2 separate regions of the Homo sapiens genome follow, and region 2 is linked to region 1. A link is a loop called in an ENCODE intact Hi-C map of the cell type or tissue named here. Cell type or tissue: sigmoid colon. All regions are shown on one strand.

Region 1 (2,500 bases):
GTTGGGTGCCCCAAGATGGAAGAAGCCTGGACCCTGAACTACCATGTGGAAGAATGGCAACCAAAAACACTGGAGCAGACCTTATGTGAACAAGAAAAAAAATCTCTTCTGTTAAGCCTTTGAGATTTGGGGACTTTTTGCTAAAGCAGTCAGACAACACTGACTAATAATGAACTTTTCTAGTCAGTCACATGACCCTCGCCTGCTTTTTCTCATTTAATCCTCACAATAACCCTTTGAGATAGGAATTATTTGTTATCCCTATTTTAAAGACAAGAAAACACGGGCTTAGAAAGTTTAACTGCCTTCCCCCAAGTGGGTAACTTGACAAGTTGGTTTGGTTAGAGTGGGTCAGTGGATTACCAAGTTAATTCTCCAGTAGATACCGAGAAAAAGATAGAAGATTCTCAAACTTAGAAGACATAGATGAATTCGTTTTTCTCGCATTTGGATTAGCAGAGCTAATGAGTAGAAAATGTGAAATTCAAATCCAAGTAGGCCCAAGTCCAAAGTTTCTGCTCTTGACAACCCTCACAAATTAATATGTTTTATTAAAATCCTGAACATATTTATGCCCACTAATAATCTGGATCTCTCATGCATCTAAATAATTAGCTTAAGTCCTAAGATCACTGCCGCTAGGCTTTTTTGCTTAGTTTAATGTGAACAAATTATTAACAAATTTGATGACTGCTCCATGCCTTAGAAAATCCTTATGGAGAAAGTGCTGAGCGGAGGACTGTGCTGGGCATGTGCATTCACTCAGAGATGGAGGAACGGCCAAGAAGGTTCACTAACCTTCCTTCTCCATCTAATTTTTCAGATTGTATAAACAATGAAAGGAAAGAGAATCAGTTTTAGATGCCTGCTTTATGCACAGGAAGGCACTATTTCCCTTTAAAGTACAAGTTCAAATAAAGACAAGAAAACGAGAGGGAGGATAGTAGAAACGCGCTCTCTGTCTCTCTCTCTCCCCCTTATGGAGGAATACAGAACTCAGACTTCCTAGATAGAATAAAACCTACCAGGCAGCCAATGACCATAAATCATCTTCCCTGAAGTTGAAAAACTTAAGATTAATTTTTTCTCTATGTGCAGGTACATATTGATTCCATGCAAATACACACACACACAGACACACACACACACACAGACACACACAGACACACACACACACAGAGATCATTTCACTGTCAGGTCTTAGCAGCACGAGAAATGCTGGAGAAAATAGGGAAAGTGTGAAGGCAGCAGAAAGCCTGCTGTACTTATGGCCCCTCAGCTATAGTTCTCCACCCTCCGGGTGCTTCTCTTCTGCTCCTGCAAACTACTCAGGGTTAGACTGGTGGGACATCAGTGGGAGACCTCCCAGGAATTCCCCGAATGATAGTCTTCCTTGGGGTGGTGCCCATCAAGGCATCAGATGCGTGGTTTACAAAAGGTTACCTCTGCAGCTCGGGCGAGAGTTTTGGAGTCACCCATGGTTAAAATTGTTAACACTCTTGTTTTCTCATCTCTCCCAGGTGAGGTGAGGTGAGGTGGCCTCAGGCCAAAAAACACTTGTTCATGTCAACTCAACACTTTCTACAATTTTATTTTGACATACAACTCTTATAAATGACGTGTAGTGTGGCTCTTACATGTAGGGTCTGCAAAAAGGACTCTGGACAGTGAATAAAGGAATGGGTCCAGGTCTACATCCTGGGGCTGGATTATTAATGTATCACTGAATATTGTTTTTTACGTTTGAGAACTAGAAATAACATACTTCCTCTATGCTCACCTGCTGTAAAAGTAAATGAATAGTTGAGCAAGCCAGGGTGGGGGCTTCTTGGCCATTTTCCATGTGAGAATCCTTCCATCAACTGGAAGAGGATGGGCTTGACAAATTCTAGACTATAAGAAGTGCTGTAAGAACTGGGCCATTCTTTTGCTCAAAGGTTATTTATGTAAAATACAACAAGGGGAGACAAGAAAAGCTGAGATGCTTTGCAAATATTTTATAATGTGTTTTGTGTCATGAGCATGTAATAAATCAATGAGAAAGGTGCTTCTGAACTGCAAGGTGTGACCACTAGTGCATCTTAAGATCAGTTCAGTGGGTGATGACCACAGCACAGCATAGACTAGAAGAAAAATGTCAGAATGCAGCGCACATGGTAAGAATACTGTTTTGTGAAACTGGGTGGTAAAGTAAAATATCCTTTTTTCTGTGGGTCAAGGCTGAAATGTTGAAATGTCCTAGTATTAGAGAATGCAAGAGACCTGTTTCCTCATTGCCAAAGTGAGAAAGGAAATTTGAAATTGGGGGTCACCATTGTCAATCAGGGCTGTCAATGAATCCTTTATCCGGCTTCTGCCAGGATAGATGGAAGGGTGAAGGTGGAGGAACTGAAGGGCACATTGTGGTCTATGGCCTGTGGTCTTATTAAAAAAAAAAATTCAACATGGATAGAACTGGAGATTGTTATGTTACGTGAAATAAGCCAGGCACAGAAAGGCA
Region 2 (2,500 bases), 310 kb after region 1:
AATGTGACCATCGAAGATGAATATGTAGTTAGAAAAGAGATGACGTCCAAAGGAAAATGTTCTATGCTCTCCGATGTGTAGAGATCGGAGCAATGAGGAGGAACTCACGAGGGAAACAGAAGGAGCAGCCAATGAGGCGGGAGGAAGCCCAGGAGACCGTGGCGTTCTGGAGGGCAGGTGAAGGGAGTGTGTGAGGAGGAGGGAACAATCAACCATGTCAAATCCTGTGACAGATCAAGTACAATAAGACTTGAGAGTTGTCCAATAGAGTCAGTGAGCCTTGACCTTAACAAGAACAGTTTGAGTGGAATGGTGGGGGTGATGCTATTACTAAAATGGGTTAAAAGGAGAATAAGCAGGAGAAAAAAAATGAGTATAGACAACTTTTTTCTTCCTTTTACTTGACTGTAAAAGGAAGGAAAGAAATGGGGAGGAGGAGGGGTGGTTCCTGGAGTGGGAAGTGTGGATAAGAAGGAAACCAGGTGTTAAGGGGCCTCCAGGTATTCACAAAGAAAGAAGAACACAATTACATGAAGCTGGGAAAGTTTCTGTAGAGGAGATGTTGATAACATGAGAGATCTGTAGGACTGACATCCTTGAGTAGCTGAGATAGGATGGGCTTTAGCTGGGGGCATGGATAGGTCCTCCACATCCAAGAAGGCAGGTGCGGATTCCTGGCCTCATTAAGAGCCGCTGCCTGGATATTAGTAACCATGAATTTACTGTGAGATCAGTTGCACAGGGTGGCACTTTAGAGATCACTAGAGGAGAAGATGTCAAGGAACTCAGAGAGAAGGACTTGGGAAGCATTACCCACATGGATATTAACATCACCAAAAATTAGGACAAGAGATGTGTTGAAGAATGTAACAGTGATCCAGGAGCTAAAATATTCAGTGGATAGACTAAGCAAAGTTTTGATCATTATGCAATCAAGTAGAAAGACTCAAAGTGCCATAAACCCCCACAAATTTTGAGTCTATTCACCATCAAGATGCTTACTGATTTCTATTCACTATCCTTTGGTGCCACCTGCTGGACACAGACCAAAGCAATACCGTAAGATGGATGAAGCCTCTTAAGGAAAAATCTTTGTCCTGGTTTTAATAAATTTCATGGCAGGTGGGGAAAAATAGTTCCTAGTGAACTGTGATTAATTAGAAAACTCACCGTGAAATTTCATCAGAGGTAATCAATTTTACAAAAAAAAAGAAGCAGAGGGGATGAAAGAAAAGGAAGGAGGAATGAGATGGCAGAATTGTCTATTCTGTCATTTATCTTTTGAGAAATATACTGTCAATTTCGTTATTTTTTCACATGTACATATGTTTTTCCCCTCCCACCTTAAACATTACTTGTGTTCTGCCCACCCTACCACTGTATCTTGTATACAGGGCAAGATGAAGAGTAAATGCGGTGTATTTACCAAAGATTGGAGCAATTAAGAGTAAAGATAGTTTCACAGCAATGTGAATATACTTAACACTACTGAACCGTACACTTACAAATGGTAAAATGGTAAATTTTATGTGTTTTTAAAGCACAATAAAAGATAAAAAATAATTTTAAAAGGGCAACACGAGTGATCCTTGTGGTGATGGAAATGTTCTATCTCTTGACTGAGTCGAGGTCAATATCCTTGTGATTTTTGTTAATACAGTTTTGCAAATGTTGCCACTGGGGAAAGTGGGTAAAGGAAACATGAGATCTCTCGTTTTTATTTCTTATGACTGCAAAATCAAATTTATGGAAAGGAATACGGATATAATAAAATATCACTTGATATTAAAAATAAGCGGATCAAAGACTGGAAGCATGAATAAATAATATTGGTAGAATTGAAAAGACGATCTAAAGCTCATCAGTAAAGCTTTCTCAAATTCAGCAAAGTTGAAAACAAATTATTTGAATCCCCTGTAAATTAAGAGTTGGCAAGAGCAATATCAGGAGACTCTCAGACCCAAATCTAGCAGCTTGGGAGAAGGATGGGCTGCATACTTTTAAGTCTCTGGTAGAAAATTCCTGCGAGATTTTCTTATGAGAAATGATCATCATGAAGAAAACCATATACCAGTGATGCAAAATTCAAAATAAGAAGTTAGCAGTCTGGCGTGGTGGCTCACGCCTGTAATCCCAGGACTTTCAGAGGCCGAGGTGGGTGGATCACCTGAGGTCAGGAGTTCAACAGCAGCCTGGCCAACATGGTGAAACCCCATCTCTACTAAAAATACAAAACTTAGCTGGGCATGGTGGCAGATGCCTGTAATCCCAGCTACTCAGGAGGCTGAGGTAGGAGAATGGCTTGAACCCGGGAGGCGGAGGTTGCAGTGAGCCGAGATGGCGCCATTGCACTCCAGCCTGGGTGACAAGGGTGAAACTCCATCTCAAAAAAAAAAAAAAAAAAAAAAAGCCAGGTGCGGTGGCTCACACCTGTAATCCCAGCACTTTGGGAGGCCGAGGCATGTGGATGTCCTGAGGTCAGGAATTCAAGACCAGTCTG

What was found. Peaks named below come from ENCODE experiments on the same cell type or tissue, not always from the same donor. Only the 100,000 strongest peaks of a DNase experiment are listed, where the experiment ranks them.
Region 2: a loop joins it to region 1, with 4 times the contacts of the local background. A loop is called at or near these places in 5 of 110 quality-filtered maps.

What each region holds. Positions count from the first base shown.
Region 1 is chr6:17,468,069-17,470,568 of GRCh38, reverse strand. The region is part of intron 4 of CAP2 (cyclase associated actin cytoskeleton regulatory protein 2); the gene reads right to left. Among named protein-coding and RNA genes, the nearest start is that of CAP2, 76 kb to the right of the region's middle. In sigmoid colon, a CTCF peak has its summit at 982; no DNase peak of the experiment used is centred here; H3K27ac peaks cover 82 bases.
Region 2 is chr6:17,154,827-17,157,326 of GRCh38, reverse strand. No RefSeq gene overlaps it. Among named protein-coding and RNA genes, the nearest start is that of STMND1, 54 kb to the right of the region's middle. In sigmoid colon, a CTCF peak has its summit at 1,033 (motif pointing left); a DNase peak (open chromatin) is centred at 1,026.